2 separate regions of the Homo sapiens genome follow, and region 2 is linked to region 1. Evidence: read pairs that join two places in POLR2A ChIA-PET (ENCODE). Cell type or tissue: B cell. All regions are shown on one strand. Each heading gives the region's core, and the rest is flanking DNA. Links, peaks and the distances in the headings are about the cores only. Region 1 overlaps RERE (arginine-glutamic acid dipeptide repeats). Region 2 overlaps RERE (arginine-glutamic acid dipeptide repeats).

Evidence for each region. ChIA-PET counts read pairs that join two places held together with the same protein. Peaks named below come from ENCODE experiments on the same cell type or tissue, not always from the same donor. Only the 100,000 strongest peaks of a DNase experiment are listed, where the experiment ranks them.
Region 2: POLR2A ChIA-PET joins it to region 1 with 11 read pairs; 4 of 35 experiments call an interaction of 5 or more read pairs at or near these places.

Annotation. Positions count from the first base shown.
Region 1 is chr1:8,648,342-8,657,668 of GRCh38, reverse strand. RERE (arginine-glutamic acid dipeptide repeats) reads left to right here. Exons shown (of 23, transcript NM_001042681.2): 2 at 1,228-1,696. The coding sequence starts at 1,372. Among named protein-coding and RNA genes, the nearest start is that of SNORD128, 160 kb to the right of the region's middle. RefSeq lists an enhancer at 5,547-5,626. In B cell, for the core only: no CTCF peak of the experiment used is centred there; a DNase peak (open chromatin) is centred at 3,628; H3K27ac peaks cover 2,141 bases.
Region 2 is chr1:8,593,337-8,602,663 of GRCh38, reverse strand. The region is part of intron 4 of RERE (arginine-glutamic acid dipeptide repeats); the gene reads left to right. Among named protein-coding and RNA genes, the nearest start is that of SNORD128, 100 kb to the right of the region's middle. RefSeq lists an enhancer at 3,733-4,232. In B cell, for the core only: no CTCF peak of the experiment used is centred there; no DNase peak of the experiment used is centred there; H3K27ac peaks cover 618 bases.

The sequences.
Region 1 (9,327 bases), core at 613-8,612:
CACCACGTTGGCCAGGCTGGTCTCGAACTTCTGACCTCACGTGATCCCCCTGCCTTGGCCTCCCAAAGTGCTGTGATTACAGGTGTGAGCCACCACGCCTGGCCAGTAATACATCTTTAGAGAGATCATTTTCCTTGGAACATAACTGAAAATGGTAGGATGAAAAGATGTGTAAAATGTAACTGAAGGTGGAAAAATCTTGCTCTGAAGCTCTCACTTTCGTTTGAGTTAAATATTATTTTTATTCTTGAAGGAAGTTCTGGGAGTTTGTAGAAGTAGCCAGAAAATATCTTTAGAATATAGTGCTCTATGCGATATCCTGAGACTTTTTTTTCTTTTCTTCTTCTTTTTTTTTTTTTTTTGAGACGGAGTCTCTCGCTCTGTCGCCCAGGCTGAAGTGCAGTGGCACAATCTCGGCTCACTACAAGCTCCGTCTCCTGGGTTCACGCCATTCTCCTGCCTCAGACTCCTGAGTAGCCGGGACTACAGGCGCCCGCCACCACACCCAGCTAATTTTTGTTGTATTTTTTAGTAGAGACAGGGTTTTACCACATTAGCAAGGATGATCTTGATCTCCTGACCCCGTGATCCATCTTCCTCGGCCTCCCAAAGCGCTGGGATTACAGGCGTGAGCCACCGCGCCCGGCCTATCCTGAGACATTTTTGACAGTGCTGCAAACTATTACTATTTTTTCAGGTAGAAATATTTTATTTTATGTTGGAGATGGGATCTCGCTTTGTTGCCAGGGTTGGTCTTGAACTCCTGGCTTCAAGTGGTCCTTCTGGCTTGGCCTCTCAAAATGCTGGGATTACAAGGCATGAGCCGCAGTGCCTGGCCTGGAAATAATTTTTACTACAGATTCTTTCCTCTTTAAATTAATATTATGAGTTATGAAGCTCCTTTTGTATAATAATACCCATTATATGTTGTCTACCAGGGTATTGGTTTGCTTTTTCTTTAAAAAGGAGAAAACATGTAAGGTGGAGGAAGTGTAGTTTACTCTTAGGCATTCAGACAGTTTTTATTATTGGTGTCATAAAAAACCCCAAACCATTTGCTGAGACCAAAAACTGTAGTTTTTAAATTTTAACACTTAATTTTTCTCCTGTGGCTTGTGCGAAGTTTTTAGGTGTAAAGCATGAATAAGTAAGAGATTCATTTAACAAAACATTATTTTAGGAAACAAATATGAAAAAGCGTTAAAACCATTCTTTTTTCTCTCCTAGCATTTTTGAAACGTTGGGGTTGTTGGAGTGGTTGGATTTTCCCTGGAATTGAGTGAGAAATTCAGAAGACTGAAGCCCAGGCTTACTGTCTACCTTTCACGGAGGCCTAGCCGTGAGAGGACAGAAGAAGGCACGTGGCGAATCATGACAGCGGACAAAGACAAAGACAAAGACAAAGAGAAGGACCGGGACCGAGACCGGGACCGAGAGAGAGAGAAAAGAGACAAAGCAAGAGAGAGTGAGAATTCAAGGCCACGCCGGAGCTGTACCTTGGAAGGAGGAGCCAAAAATTATGCTGAGAGTGATCACAGTGAAGACGAGGACAATGACAACAATAGTGCCACCGCAGAGGAGTCCACGAAGAAGAATAAGAAGAAACCACCGAAAAAAAAGTCTCGTTATGAAAGGACAGATACCGGTGAGATAACATCCTACATCACTGAAGATGATGTGGTCTACAGACCAGGAGGTAAGGAGCCTTACGTTTGGGTCTTGCCAATGTTTACAGTGGGGGAATGATCTTGGCATTATGGTGAAATAAATACGCTTTGTACACTTTAAGGAAGGCTTGGAATCTAGAAGAGTAGGAAACTTAATTTGGTAAACATGTGACCCACTTTTGGTCAGTTAGGTTCACCCACTTCTTGCTTGTGTCTGCCTTAATTTGCTCTTGTGTCCTGGTTTATGCATTCATGAGTTCTTTTCTTATTTTCCTGTGCTGCTTGTTCTCTAACTGGACCATCTGCTTAGTATTTTTTTGTCTTTTGAATTCATGCTTGCTTTTTAATCTTCAATCATAAATGAGACTGTGGTGACCCTGCAGAATTGACTGCTTGGTGGAGACAAGTAAACCTTAAGATTCTTGGAAACAGGAAATTTTACCTTGGGACAGGATCGACCAGACTCTAGAGAGGTACTTTTTAAAAATGGCCTTTAGGCCAGGCATGGTGGCTCACGCCTGCAATTCTAGCACTTTGGGAGGCTGAGGCGGGTGGTGACCTGAGGTCAGGAGTTCGAGACCAGCCTGACCAACATGATGAAACCCTGTCTCTACTAAAAATACAAAAATTAGCTGGGCTCGGTGGTGTGCACCTCTAATCCCAGCTACTTGGGAGGCTGAGACGGGAGAATTGCTTGAACCCAGGAGGTGGAGGTTGCAGTCAGCCGAGATCACACCACTGCACTCCAGCCTGGGCAACAGAGCGAGTCTCCGTCTCAGAAAAAAAAAAAAGCCCTGAAGATCAGAGATGTATTGCTCCTGCTAACTTCCTTTTCCAAAAATTTGAGCTTCAGGCTCTCTAATCAACAATAATAGAAGTAGTCATCTAACCTGCTTGGTTTTCCAGAAAATGTATTATGGTCACACCAGTATATTGTGGCTTATAGCATTGCTCAAAAAAAGACAGACTCAACTTTTAGATGAGATCAGGGAAACAAGTGAGTCAAAACCTGTTGAACACTAGCAAAGCCTTTCCTTTTCATTTGATGTATTGTGTGTATTAAGACACCTTTTTTAGGCTGGGCACAGTGTAATCCCAGCACTTTGGGAGGCGGAGACAGAAGGATTGCTTGAGCTCAGGAGTTCAAGACCAGCCTGGGCAACGTAGTGAGACCCCCATCTTTACAAAAAATTTTTACAAATTAGCTGGGCCTGGTGGCACACACCTGTAGTCCCAGCTATTCAGGAGGCTGAGGCAGGAGCATCACTTGAGTCTGGGAGGTCGAGGCTGTAGTGAAGCATGATTGCACCACTGCTTTCTAGCCTGGGCAACAGAGCAAGACCCTGTCTCAAAAAAAAAAACAAAAAAAAACAAAACAAGATCCTTTCTTACAGAAGCCAGTAAAACCTAGGTGAAATCATTTTGTTTGAGTTACTTTTACTGTTGAAGAGTGACATGAATTTTGTATGAGATGTAATTAGCAGATTAAAGCTGCCCATTTTTATGTTTTTCTGAGAAGGAGATTAAAATACTTCACTGTGTTATGTCCATAATCTGGAACAATCATTTTACTGAGGAATGCTGTTACTGTTATGAACTTCACGTCAAGTTCCAGATTTTCATTCTCCCACACAGGAGTTTTTTAAATTTCAAAAGATGTCAGTGGGGCTGGGCACGGTGGCTCATGACTGTAATCCCAGCACTTTGAGAGGCTGAGGCGGCGGGAGGATTGCTTGAGTAGTGTGGAGACCAGCCTGGGCAACATAGTGAGACCGTATCTCTGCAAAACAGTAAAAAATTAGCTGGGAGTGTGATGAGACTGCAGTCCCAGCTACTCAGGAGGCTGAGGTAGAAGAATCCCTTGAGCTCAGGAGGGCAAGGCTGCAGTAAGCCCCGTTCACATCATAGCACTGCAGCCTGTGCAGCAGAGCAAAACCCTGTCTCCACCCCTCCCCCCCGCAAAAAAAAAAAAAGTCAGTGCTAGAACTTAATACAGACAAATTTGCATTCACAGCTACAATTTCTTGGTTGGAGATTAACTGAGAAGGTATTTGTGTGATATAAATTGATCAGAGTGGAGGTTTTAGAGCAGTTAGAAATCTGCTGTAACGATTAAATGATGTGTGTAGGTTACAGTACTGTCTGTATTTATCTTTGATGTAGACTCAGCTATTGGGCAGTAAGAATTTCTTAGTGACTGAAGAATCTCTCAGAGTTACCACAGATTGCTTGTTTAGGGCGTACGCACATCTAAATCATGGGAAAGGAACAAAACATGTTAACCCTTTTTTTTTTTTTTTTTTTTTTGAGGTGGAGTCTCGCTCTGTTGCTTAGGCTGGAGTGCAGTGGCGCGATCTTGGCTCACTGCAAGCTCCGCCTCCCGGGTTCACGCCATTCTCCTGCCTCAGCCTCCCCAGTAGCTGGGACTACAGGCGCCCACCACTGCGCCCAGCTAATATTTTGTATTTTTAGTAGAGACGGGGTTTCACCGTGGTCTCGATCTCCTGACCTCGTGATCTACCCGCCTCGGCCTCCCAAAGTGCTGGGATTACAGGCGTGAGCCATCGCGCCTGGCCAACTCTTTTAGATATAGATTACATTATGATAACTTCAGTATAAGGAAAGATTTACTTTTTTATTATCCTTTCTCTTGATAACAATTTAATGTGGTAATACAGTTTGGATCACTGTCAAAAGGCAAGCTGCCTTGTGCAGTATTGAATGCTAACCTTTCTCAGCATTTATAATATGGAACGTTATTCTGGTGTCAGTGGGGACATTTCACCAAAAATAGTAGTCAAATATGTGTGGAAAATGCTGCCTGTACAGTCTCCCTCATGAGAGAGTCAGAATTAGTGACTCCAAGAAGCCCGACAGTTAAGGAAACCTCTTTAACATGAAAAACACCGGCTATTTTTCCCATTTATGGGACTGTGGCACCCTGTTTCTGCTGAGTATCTCCCTAAAAATAGAAATAAACCAACAAACCACAAACAGTCTTGGATCTGGGCACAGTGGCGTGTGCTTTTAGTCTCGGCTACTTGTGAGACTGAAGTGGGAGGATCTCTTGAGCACAGGAGGTCAAGGTTGCAGTGCTCTATGATTGTAGTGAAATTTTTACAAATTAGCTGGGCGTGGTGAACTATGATTATAGGAAGTCCTCCTGATAATGATTTGGCTGTGTGTCCTCACCCAAATGTCACCTTGAATTGTAATAATCCCCACGTGTCAAGGTCGGGACTAGGTGGAGATAAATGAATCATGGGGGCAGTTTCCGCCATCATGTTCTTATGATAGTGAGTGAGTTCTCACAGGATATGATGGTTTTATAAGGGGCCTTTCCACCTTTGCTCAGCCCTTCTCTCTCTTACTGTCATATGAGAAGGATGTGTTTGTTTCTCTTTCCACCATAATTGTAAGCTTCCTAAGGCCTCCCCAGCCCTGTGGAATTGTGGATCAATTAAACCTCTGTCCTTTATAAATAACCCAGTCTGAGGCAGTTCTTTATAGCAGCGTGAGAATGGACTAATACACCTCCCTTCTTGAGTCTGGAAGAATATGTGAAGGGAGATTGCTAAGGACTTATTTACAGAATGGTTCTTAAAGTGCTTGGGCAAGAACTATGTATTTGTGGAGGCTGGTAGTGTTTCAGTGAATCTGAAAACCTTTGTGACATGTGAGAAAGGTATGCTGTCTCTGAAAGCTAAGTGTATTATGAAGGATCTATAAAGGCCACACATGGTTTGGAAGATTTCCGTGGCACCCAGAGCAAGACAGCTCCATGTGAGGCACCCTTTTGCTTGAGTGGGGGCTGTGCCTTTGCATCCTGCCAGGTCCAGTGGATGTCTATTTGGTAAGGAGACTGTCTTTGACCTTCTCAGTGGTTTCCTTTCGTTTTGGTGATGGATTTGAAGCTGAGTTAGCTGCCTTCTCCAAACAGCTTTTTCTCTAAATGAGTATTTGTTAAATATTGTCTGTTCTTTAGGGTTACTTAAACTGAAGAATCAGAAGTAGGGTGCTGGGCTGGGCAAGGTGGCTCACACCTGTAATCCCAGCACTTTGAGAGTCTCAGGTGGGAGGATCACTTGAGGCCAGGAGTTTAAGGCTGCAGTGAACTACATGCCATTATATTACAGCCTGGGTGACAGAGCAAGACTGTCTCTTAAAAAACAAAAAACAAAACCAAAAAAACCAGCAGAGTACTGTGATTAGATTCCCAGATGGGGGTTGAGTTTTTTCTTTCCTTTGTTTTGTTTCCTGATTTTTTTTTTTTTTCTTTTGAGACAGGGTATTGCTCTGTCATCCAGGCTGTCAGTGGTATGATCACAGCTCACTGCAGCCTTGACCTCCCAGGCTCAAGTCATCCTCCTGCCTTGGCTTCCCAAAGTGCTGGGATTATAGGCCTAAGCCACTGCACCTGGTCTTTTACTTTCTTGATATAAACTACTACAATAACATCCTTTGTTAGTGATGAAAAACCATTATCCTCACCCACTTGCAGAGATCCTGTGTGCTTAGTTGTATCTTAAAAGCTTAGGATCTGTGGAGAATGTTGTAAAGGATATCTTCAATGGATTACTAGCTTAAAAAAAAACAGAGAGTCTCACTCTGTCGCTCAGACTGGAGGGTAGTGGCGTGATCATAGTTAACCACATCCTCGAACTCCTGGGCTCAATTGCTTCTCCTGCCTCAGCCTCTTGAGTAGCTAGGACTACAGGTGTGCTTACACCTGGCCTATTAACAATTTTTTTGTAGAGATGGGGTCTTGCTATGTTATTCAGGCTGGTCTTGAACTCCTGGCCTCAAGTGATCCTCCTGCCTCCATCTCCCAAAGTCTTGGGGTTATAGGTATGAGCCACTGCATCTGGCCAAATTACTAGTTTTTAAATGGTAGATTTTTTTTTTTGAGACGTAGTCTCAGCCTGTTGCCCAGGCTTGATGCAGTTGTGAGATCTCAACTCACTGCAACCTCTGCCTCCTGGGTTCAAGCAATTCTCCTGCCTCAGCCTCCTGAGTAGCTGGGATTACAGGCACGTGGCACTACACCCAGCTAATTTATTTTTATTTATTTATTTATTTAATTTAATTTAATTTTTATTTTTTTTTGAGATGGAGTCTCACTCTGTCGCCAGGCTGGAGGGCAGTGGTGCGATCTCGGCTCACTGCAACCTCCGCCTCCTGGGTTCAAGCGATTCTCCTGCCTCAGCCTCATAAGTAGCTGGGATTACAGGCGCGTGCCACCATGCCCAGCTAATTTTTGTGTTTTTAGTAGAGACGGGGTTTCACCATGTTGGCTAGGATGGTCTCGATCTCCTGACTTTGTGATCTGCCCGCCCCGGCCTCCTAAAGTGCTGGGATTACAGGCGTGAGCCACTGCTCCTGGCCTAATTTTTGTATTTTTTGTAGAGACAGGGTTTTACCACATTGGCTAGGCTGGTCTCGAACTCCTGACCTCAGGTGATCCACCCACCTTGGCCTCCCAAAGTGCTGGGATTACAGACGTGAACCACCGCTTCCAAGTGAATAGATCTTTAATACTCATTTATTTCTATGGGATATAAAGCACAAATTAAGATTTTTCAAATATTTATTGCTTTCTACATCTCTGAATTGGTTTTACTACTCAGAATAAGTATAAATTATAGGGACCTCTCGAAATGTCACTGAGAATGAGCATAGCAGGGATACTTTGAGGATAAAGGTAGGCTTTCATATAATCATACTTTTCTGTCCCAAGCTATATTTAAATTGTTTAGTGTTTAGAAGCATGTGATCTTATGGAGAAATTAAATATTATTTAGAATTTATCACTACGGTTTAATCTCATGCGTTGTCACAACCAGGTCTTTTTCACCTTTGCTGCTAAACTCTGGGATTACCTTAATTTTGTCCTTAGGAGCTCAGCATAATAGATTTTGTTACTTACACTGCCCATGTTCCCGCCTGCCTCGGGGCCTTTGCACTTGCTCTTCTCGTCTCGGTAACACACTTAATTCTTATCTTTTCTTAAGCTCTGCCACCCCAGTGTCACTGCCTTTCTCCCAGGTTAGTCAAATACATTTCCTTAATAAATACTGTTATAGCCTTTTTTGTATCTTTTCTTCTAGCACTTAGAACAGTAATAATTTTATTAGGATTAATAAGTCTCCCTTCTCCAAAAAAACAGCAATTCTTATTTTCCCCCACTCATCATTGAATTCCTGCCATCTACTGACAATAGTGTACACATAGTGTGTATTCCATAATATATATACATTTTTTTTTTTTTTTTTGAGACGGAGTCTTGCCCTGTCATGCAGGCTGGAGTGCAGTGGTGCAATCTCAGCTCACTGCAACCTCCGCCTCCTGGGTTCAAGTGATTCTCCTGCCTCATCTTCGAGAGTAGCTGGGATTACAGGCGTGTGACACCACGCCCGGCTAATTTTTGTGTTTTTAGTAGAGTCAGGGTTTCACCATGTTGGCCAGGCTGGTCTCGAACTCCTGACCTCAAGTGATCTGCCCACCTCGGCCTCCCAAACTGCTGGGATTACAGGTGAGAGCCACCGCGCCCAGCCTGTATTCCATAATATTTGTTGAATAAAGAAATTTCTAGAAACATTAAAAAAAATTATTGACTCATTGATGATGTTAAAATTAGAATAAGACTTCTGGAAGTCTGTTTTGTATTACTTCCCAATGAATGATTTAACAGACTTGTTTAAAAATAAAACCAAAACAAAAACCTTGTGGGGCTCTATTGTATATTGTCCTTGAGTCAGATCTAACTTCTTTGTTGTCTGTCAGCCATTACTCCTGTTTTGAGATGACTGTCACGGTAACAAATTGATTTATTACACAGCTGTGTGCAGCCAGATTTTCCTTCTGGGCTTCTTTAGCATAGGATATTGATTTCTGGAGTTTGCTGTAGGTGGCATATTAATTTCTTTCTACTGTTTTCAGTTAGGTTCTAGGAAATTTGATTCCTTTATTTCTGGTGTAGGTAGAACTGGTTAAAAAACTAACTTCATATTATTGTGAGATTTTTTTTTTTATTTTGGCATATTGGTATTGCTTGCTATTTGGATAATGAAATGTATTTTTTTTTTCAAAAGTATGTATTAATTTTTTAACATTTTGTCATATTAACTGATAATTTTGTTTGATTGTCCTATTTACCCTATAGTCCTAGAATATGTGTTCCTTCTACTTTCATGAACATAGTGCAAAACATGTATTTATGTATATAAGTTTGTGGTTTGTGAAATCTTAGGTGATGCAAAATATTTGACCATTTTATTTGACAATTTTGAGGAAAAATGCCCTGGAAACTAGAATTGTTTACTTTGATCACTTAAGTGTTATTTTCTTTTGATGCAAATGGAATTTAAGCTGGAAAAAATTCAAACTAGGCAAAATGAAACCTGAGGATCTAGTTTGAATAAAAATGGAATATACGTTATTTCTAAAACCTATTTAAAGTAAATGACTATAGGTCAGGTGCAGTGGCTCACGTCTGTAATTCCAGAACTTTGGGAGGTGGAGGTAGGTAGGTAGATTGAGCCCAGGAGTTCAAGACCAGCTTGGGCAACATGGCGAAACCTTGTCTCTACTCAAAATACAAAAGTTAGCCGGGCTTGGTGGTGTGCTCCTGTAGTCCCAGCTACTTGGGAGGCTGAGGTGG
Region 2 (9,327 bases), core at 898-8,897, 55 kb after region 1:
TTGGGTGTCTCTCCACCTTGCTTTCTACCTCCCTTGTAAAGGAGAGGGGCACGAAACCAAACAAGTATTCCTGGCTATAGTTTTAGTAATTTTAGTGGGTAGACATCGGTATATAGCTCAAGTTTAGTTTTTTTTTTTTCTTTTTTTTTCCCCTGAACTATTGGAATTCTTATGGGCTTCTATAACTTATAAAACATATACATGCATATAAATTTTCCAGTGAACATAGCGTGAGGCTGTTTTATTATGTTTTCTTTTCCTTTTTTTTTTTTTGAGATGGAGTCTAACTCTTGTCACCAGGCTGGAGTGCAGTGGCGCAGTCTCAGCTCACTGCAGCGTTCACCTCCCAGGTTCAAGTGATTCTCCTGCCTCAGCCTCCCGAGTAGCTGGGACTACAGGCGCCCGCCACCACGCCTGGCTGATTTTTTTGTATTTTTAGTAGAGACGGGGTTTCACCATGTTGGCCAGGATGGTCTCGATCGCTTGACCTTGTAATCCACCCACTTCGGCCTCCCAAAGTGTTGGGATTACAGGCATGAGCCACCGCACCCAGACTGCTTTTCATTTCTTTATGTTTGGCCATTATGTAATGCTGATTTTTGGCCTTTCGAATTTTTATTAGAGAGAAGGGTACTGTGCTTTTACAACAGGTAAATGATTGCCACACAAAGGGTGCACTTTTGTTGTGAGGCTGCTGCCCTTGGTTGCAGCCTACAGACAGTGAAGTTTCTCTTCGATGCCTGATTAGAATGGAGAGCGCTGCTGCACTGCCATAGGGCCTTGTTAACGATGGATAGTTTGGATGGAAAGGCAGAAGGACCTAAAAAGGCAGCTGTCAAATGCCTTCGGTTCTCTCTAATAGAAGATGTGTGTCTGTGTGTGTGTTTGTGTGTGTGTGTGTGTGTGTGTGTGTGTGTGTGTGTGTGTTGACCTTGGACATGATGGCAGTTGGGATTAAGGTATCTCAATCCAAAGGATCATGGAAGGAAGATGTGTGTGTGTGTGTGTGTGTGTGTGTGTGTGTGTGTGTGTGTGTGGTGACCTTGGACATGAAGGCAGTTGGGATTAAGGTATCTCAATCCAAAGGATCATGGAAGGATGTTTGGGAATAACATCTTAAGGCAAATTACCAGCATAAATGATTGCTCCCACCTCCCACTCTCAAACAGTCTTGTCACCACAGTGACACCCACTGTCACGTGGTCTGTACCCCCCACTCCCTGGAAGGGGGTACTAATTATTCACAGCAACAGTGATAATGGATAGTAGGGTAGTGTAACTGGATTGGGGAACATTCCTCTCAGTGATGTAGTTTGATTTGTACTTGAATTAAAAAGTATTGGCTTGGCCAGGCATGGTGGCTCATCCCTGTAATCCCAGCACTTTGGGAGGCTGAGGAGGGTGGGTCACTGGAGGTCAGGAGTTGGAAACCAGCCTGGCCCACATGGTGAAACCCCATCTCTACTAAAAATACAAAACAGCCGGGCATGGTGGCGCACGCTAGTAATCCCAGCAACTTGGGAGGCTGAGGCAGGAGAACTGCTTGAACCCAGAAGGTGGAGGTTGCAGCAAGCCAAGATCACACCACTGCACTCCAACCTGGCTGACATAGCAAGACTCTGTCTCAAAAAAAAAAAAAAAAAAAAGTTTGGGAGACCGAGGCAGGCGGATCACAAGGTCAGGAGATAGAGACCATCTTGGCTAACACGGTGAAACCCCGTCTCTACTAAAAATACAAAAAATTAGCCGGGCATGGTGGCGGGCACCTGTAGTCCCAGCTACTCGGGAGGCTGAGGCAGGAGAATGGTGTGAACCCTGGAGGCGGAGCTTGCAGTGAGCCGAGATTGCACCACTGCACTCCAGCCTGGGTGACACAGCAAGATTCTGTCTCAAAAAAAAAAAAAAAAAAAAAAGTATTGGCTTGTTTTCAGTGTAATTTTTTCTGTGTTTTGAGTACTTTTTTAGTATTTAAAGATGCAGGGACACTTTTGAATTAATATTACTGCTAACTTTAGTATTTGGTTAATTTTCTCTGGAAGGTGGGGGACTTTCTGATCTTCCTATGTCAGGATAAGGAAATAATGACTGATTTCGCTATCACTTCCCCCTGGCTTTTTCTTTTGTTACTGGCATTGTCTTGGATATATTACAAATATCCACAGATGTCCAGAGAATTGGCACAGCTATTATTATGATTTTCAATCTGCTCTTAAGATACTGAGCAGATTTCTTAACAAACAAGTTGGAAATGCACAAAGATATCTGATGAATTGTTAAAAAATTCTTAAAGAAAAACAGCTGGCAAATGGTAATTGATAGATAGATGTGTTTAATCTGTAGGACTTGAAGTGCTGCTATGGTGTATTAGTCTGTTCTCAGGCCACTAATTAAGACATACGGAGACTGGGTGATTTTTATAAAGGAAAGAGGTTTAATGGACTCTCACAGTTCCATGTGGCTGGGTAGGCCTCACAATCATGGTGGAAGGCAAAGGAGAAGCAAAGGCACATCTTAAATGGTGGCAGACAAGAGAGTTTGTGCAGGGAAACTCCCATTTATGAAACCATCAGATGTTGTGAGACGTATTCTCTACCATGAGAACAGTGTGAGGGAAACCGCCGCCGTGATCCATTTATCTCCACCCAGCCCCCGTCCTTGGCACGTGGGCATTATTACAGTTCAAAGTCAGATTTGGGTGGGACACAGCCAACCATATAATATGGTTACTGTGGTTTAAGTAGGCAGACACATCTGTGAGACCAGGAGTTTCTCTACAAATGGATGAGGAATGGCACAGAATCCTAGGTGACAGTTTAAGGATTGCATGGCAGAAAAGGCTCTGTGATTAAATTCTCTGATGTTGTCACTGAGCTGTAAGGCTGGAGATAAGACTGTCTCCTTCTGCTGAAAATAAGAATCAATACTCACTCCTTGATGGGCTAAACTATTAAAAAGAGCCCTTCTTACAATGTTTCATTATCTGGGATTTGCCTCAGCTGGTGATTTGTTGGTGGCACAGGGAGATTTGTGAGGCATTTCATATTAAAATTAGTCAGTAGCCGGTGAATCCCTTTAGATAATTCTCTTCCGTTTTACAGTGCTCCTGAATAGATTTGTGATTTATTTTTGCCTAAGTAGCTTTGTGTTTTTTTGGAATTATTAAAAGAGGGTTGGACATCTATACACTTTTTTTAACCTTGTTTTTCCTCATATTCTCTGTGTTTAACAGTTTAGTATTGGCCTTAGCAAAAAACATCAAATATATTTGCGTGGTACATTGACCTGACACTTGATTAACACACGTTGAACTTGATGTTTTTCCCGTATGAAGGAAGTTATACAAGAAGTTGGCCTTGCTTTTTTCGTTGATTTTAACCGTGGACAGGGTTGGGGTTGTTAATTGTTAGGTGGCTGGTAGGATTTCAGCTCCTCGATTGAAAAAGAAAAACAGCCCATCTCGTGAACCTCAGTGACCAAAAGAAATGGTCACTGTGTCATTTGGGTGCTTGTTGTGTCTCATCCCAGTGTAGTGTGATGGCTAGGGAGCAAAGAGAAGGCGAGCCTCTGAGGGTGACCCCTGCCCCGCTGTCCGCCAGGCTGGGAGAAGTTCTGCAGGAGGTCCTGTCATGGGCAGTGCTTACTGGGCTTGTCAGTTGGAACAGCACAATTGCAGTCTGCTGGGGGATGTTTGCAGCCTTCTGCCTTCTGTCTAAGGAGAGTTAAGACTCTCTACTTCAGTGTTTTGAAGTCAGTGCTGTGGTATATTTACATTCTGCTGGTGGAGACAGTACTGTTCATGAAAGATTTTTTGGTTCAGCCTCAGGAAGAGTATGGGCAAAGCTGTGTTAGAAGACGTTGATCTCTGTAGCAAAACCATGAGGTGAGGCTAAAGAACAGTGTAATCTCACATTTCTGCTTCCCTGAAAAACTCATCAGATTTAAAAATCCTTTTCTCTGGCATGGAGGGGAGAGGGTTGAGTGGGAAGGGAGACTGATTAACAAAGGACAGAAAGAGACAGAGGTCTTTGAAATCCAGATGGTCGACTTCTAGTAACAGAGCATTGGATGTGGTTTCTGTGTGTGGAATCCAGCCCTGGTGGGTGTCCAGCTGCCATGAGAGGCTGTGGAGTGAGGGAGGACCGTCCTGGAAGAAACAGAGTCAGGTCTGGTTCCTGTGTGAGAGTCATTGGAGAGAACCGTGCTGCCTCAGAACGGTGCAACCCACCCAGCACCCAGCTCCGTGACGTTGCTTCTGCTGGAGGGCCGGGAATGCCCTTCACGTCCCACCTGTCACCTGCTGGAATCAGCGCCATCTTCTCATAGGTGGTTAACTGTTTTCTCTTCTCTCCAGTGTGTTCCTGGTTGGATGTTTCCTGTTTCCCCTACCAGATTCACAGCTCGTATGTTCGTTCCTGCTTAGTCCATGGGAGGGAGTCTGGGAGCAAGAGCGAGGTGGCAGTACAGCAGGCTGGCTTGCTGTACGCTTTATAATTCCAGCGAGGAAATCTTTCGAATACACACTTGCATTCTGTCACAGTAATGTGGAGAACACATCTAGGGTTTTCAGCTTGTTTTATTCAGCTGCCTGGAGTAGTTAAAATTTTTCTGAGCATATTGCTTCCCCCAACCCCATGAGGCGGGAAAGAGATGTTTAGAGACATATTTCTCTTTTAGGAAGAAATGCAGAACCACTGAGACCTGGACAACTGTTGGTCTTATTTTCTGCTTGGATGAGATACCTTCCTGCTATTTCTTAAGGAAATATAGTTATCCATCCTCACAGTCACAGCTGAATACCAGGCAGTTGGTTGAGTAGTGAGTTCTTCTGGAAGATGGACGGGAAAACTGTCAACAGGATTGATCATTAAAAAAAAAAAATCCAGTGAAATGTTTATTTAAAAAATTAATTGAACTCCCTTGCTTTTAGAGACTTGACTATTGTCCAGATCAGATCTTGTTTCGAGTGTGCACATTCATATATAACAGGGCTGTGAATCAGACTGGGAAAGCCTGTGCTGCAGACATTCTTCCCTCCCCATGACAGCAAACACAGGACAGGGGGTTCTTAGCACGTTGTCAGATAAATTCTTTTCTATCTGCGTGTTTTAATTATGGAATTTTAATGTTGATTTTCATTCTGTTTTCCAATCCCATATATTTTTTCCTTCTCATTGGCTTATTGTGTGGGTTATCATTTCAGTGACCTGGTTTGACAAGAGGCAACACAAATTTCTTTGAGAATTCAAATGTCCATTTAAAAATTAGCATCAGGGGCTGGGCACAGTGGCTCACACCTGTAATCCTGGCACTTTGGGAGGCTGAGGCAGCGGGTGGATTGCTTGAGTTCAGGAGTTCGAGACCAGCCTGGGCAACATGGCAAAACCCCGTCACTATAAATAATATAAAAATTAGCTGGGCATGGTGGCACACACCTCTAGTCCCAGCTGCTTAGGAGGCTGAGGCCAGAGGGATCAGTTGAACCTGGGATGCTGAGGCTGCAGTGAGCCACGATCACGCCACTGCGCTCTGGCCTGGGTGACAAAGGAAGTCCCTGTCTCAAAAAAAAAAAAAAATCAGCATCAGTACAAATTAAATGATTAAGCATTTGCTGTTTTAACTACATATGAGAGAGATAACCCAGTTAACTTTTCCTTTTATTGGCTCGTGCCCTGGGCATCTGTCATGTTAATGCTTTTGACCTTTCTTAAAGATTATTAAAGGTGAAATTTCTTGCAGGTCAGGGGGATTTGTACTTGAACACCACCAGGTACCTTGTGGCAGCGCTGTTTCCAAAGATAGACACGCTGTGTGGTAAATCTTTTCAGTTAATTCATTAGAGAAAATTGTTTTCTGGCCAGGTGTGTTAGCTCACACCTATAATCCCAGCACTTTGGGGAGTTGGAGATGGGAGGATCACTTGAGGCCAGGAGTTTGAGACCAGCCCTGGCAACTTAGCAAGACCTTGTCTCTACCAGAAAAAAAAAAAAAAAAGCCAGACATGGTAGCTTGTGGCTATAGTCCCAACTACTTGGGAGGCCACAGACAAGAGAATTGCTTGAGCATAGGAGGTCCAGGTTATAGTGAGCTTATGATTGTACTACTATACCCCAGCCTGGGTAACAGAGCAAGACCCTTAGTTAAATTAAAAGAGAGAGAGAAAGAGTAATTTATTTTCCTACAGACTAGGTTTGTCTGTAAGAGAAAATATCAGTGCAATTCACTGGATTTTAATGTCATATTCTGACTTGTGTCTGAGAAACTGATTGGAGATGGTTTGTATTTGGGTCAGCTTTTTAAAAGACAAATCTTATGTCTCATGAATTAAGACTACATGTGTATACACAGCAAAGTGTTTATGAGGCAGAAAGCTTGCTCCTACCAGTTTCTAGAGGAGAGCTATCCTGTTTTTTGCTGCTGCTCAGCCAGCTGATTCTGAACATTCTTACTATTGGTTATTTTTGTACTCAGGGACAGCAAGCTTTTCCTATTAGGGGCCAGATAGTTTTTTCAGTTTTATTTTCTGTATGGCAACTACTCAACTTAGCCATAGACAATTTGTAAACAAATGAGCATGACTGTGTAGCCGTGTTTCAGTGAAACTTTATTTTACTGAATCACTTTATTTCTAGTGGATCAGTAGAGTCCAGGTGGTGTCTGGACATGGCCTGTGGGCCTGTAGTTTGCTGAAGCCTGAGCTGGTATAAACTTTTGGGGATTAGTGCCCTGAAGGAGTCACTCCAAAACTTACTTGCTTTCTTCATTGTAGCCTTGTGCCTGTGTAAGGTTTGAGGGTCATTTGCAGAGTTAGTGGGAATTGCATTTCTTCTTTCCTATATTATTTGAGTTGATGCATCCTTTTTTAAAATATATCTATATCTCTACCAATACATCCCTCTAACCACTCCTCCTTCCATTAATTGTTTTTTGTATAGTGTACTAGTGGATAGGTATTGTAAGAACTCATTTTTACTAATGATCTTTAAGGATTTTTATAACATGTTTAAATGCTAGGAGCAATTAAATATTGCTTAAACATGCTTTTTCATCTTTTTTCTTTGGCAGTTTGTTTCTGAAGGGAAAATATGACAGGAAAATATGTACATAATAAAATACAATTAAAATAATACATTAAAATAAATACATAAAATACATAAATACATAAAAATAAATACATTAAAATAATACATAAAAATAAAACATTAATAATAAAATACATTAAAGTTTGTCTGAATTTTTCTTGTGTGTGTGTACTTTTTTTAATGTTGTAACAAAATATTCAGGACAACAGAAAAGTTTTTATTGGTATTTAATGATAAATATAACTTTTCTGTTTAATATTTAACAGTTAAGTATGGATATGGACAAATGCTTTAGCATTTTTTTTTTCAGATGAAATAAAATGGTTGATACCCACATAGGCAAAGAAATTTTACCCAAAGAAAAGTTAGTCCACAGTCACAGATAACATGGTAGATCCAAACCAGCAGCTTTTTTTTTTTTTTTTTGGACACGGTCTTGCTCTGTCACCTAGGCTGGAATGAGTGGTGTGATCATAGAGCACTGCAGCCTTAAGCTCCTGGGCTCAAGCGATCCTCCTGCCTCAGCCTTTTGAGTAGCTGGGACCACACAAGCACATGCCACCACACCTGGCTAATTTTGTAATGTTTTGTAGAGATGAAGTCTCACTATGTTGCCCAGGCTGGTATCAGGCTCCTGGCCTCAAATGATCCTCCTGCCTTGGCCTCCCAAGGCACTGGGATTAACAGGTGTGAGCCACTGTGCCTGGCCCCCGCAGCTTTTTAATAATATGCTTTTGCTCATCAGGGCCTCCTGGAAGTGAGTGGGGATGGCTCTCTGCCAACCTTCTTTACCATCAAAAGAATGGTTCAGAGCGCATCTGATTGCCAGTGATTCTCAGAAGTCTTATTTATGCTAAAGGATAATATGTTACTATTAACCATGACATTATTATTCAAACTGTCTTAAACATTATTATTTATTAATATATTGTATTTACATCTAGTATTAGTTGAGACTATATGTTATATGTAGAGGCTCAAATGTTGAGACTATATTGTAGTATTTGCTCATAGTTCACTTGCTATATTGCTGGCTAAATTATTATAAAAATTGTCTGTGGTTTCTGCGCCTCTGTCTACTTTCACAGATGCTTTGTTACCACTGTAAAATGCAGTACATTCTCACTGTAGCCATTAAATCTGATTTTATATTAACTAGTTGACTGTGACATTTTTGTTGTATCTTTCTACCCAGTGGCATACACATTTTATGTAGTTTGTTGTAAGTACACACCTCTGATCATTTACAGCGTATTTTATGTACAGTCGTGATGAGATGATTTCACTTCATGGAGAGGTGAGTTGTTTTGGAAAGGGTACCTAGCTGGCTTTTGTTTGCGGGTCTATACTTGCTGGCTGTGTTACTTTAGACAAGCTATTTAACCTTTTAGGACATTAGTTTCCATAGCTGTCAAACCAAAATAATACCCATGCTACATGCTTCATAGGGTTATTCTCATGTGAGAATAAAAAGCGATAATGTAGTGCTGTGACATTTTTGTAGTGGTCTGCAAAATGGGAGCGTCAGTTGTTGTTCGGATTGGCTGTTTATTATATAACCCCAAATCGTAGTTGTTTAAGATAAACATCTATGTTCTCATATAAAATGAGGTGTTTTCAGGGTGTGCTGCCCCGGGTTGGTAGAGTGACCTAAACCTCAGGTATCTAGTCTCCTCCTGTCTGCCCCGGTGCATGGTTTTCTTCTCAAGGTCTCGCCATGGTCCCAGATGGTGGCTGGAGCCACAGCCCCTAAAGTCCATGCTCTAGACCAGTGCTATTCAAATGGTGGCTCACCAATAGGACTGTTTGCTACCAGTCCACCAGGAGATGAATAGAGAAGCTGAAAGTATCTGTTTAGAAACTTTTCTAGCCGTTTAACATTGTAAAAATCACTGCTCTGCAGTGGATTGGGGGACACTGGTCCTCCATCCCAGCCAGGCAGCTGAAGGAGGGTGTATTAGTCTGTTCTCATGCTGCTAATAAAGCCATACCTGAGACTGGGTCATTTATAAAGGAAAGAGGTTTAATTGGCTCACAGTTGCACATGGCTGGGGAGGCCTCACAATCATGGCAAATAAGGAGGCAAATAAGGAGCAAAGTCATGTTTTACATGGTGGCAGGCAAGAGAACGTGTGCAGGGGAACTCCCCTTTATAAAACAATCAGATCTCATGAGACGTATTCACTATCACAAGAACAGCACACGAAAGACCCACCCCCATGATTCAGTCACCTCCCACTGGCTCTTT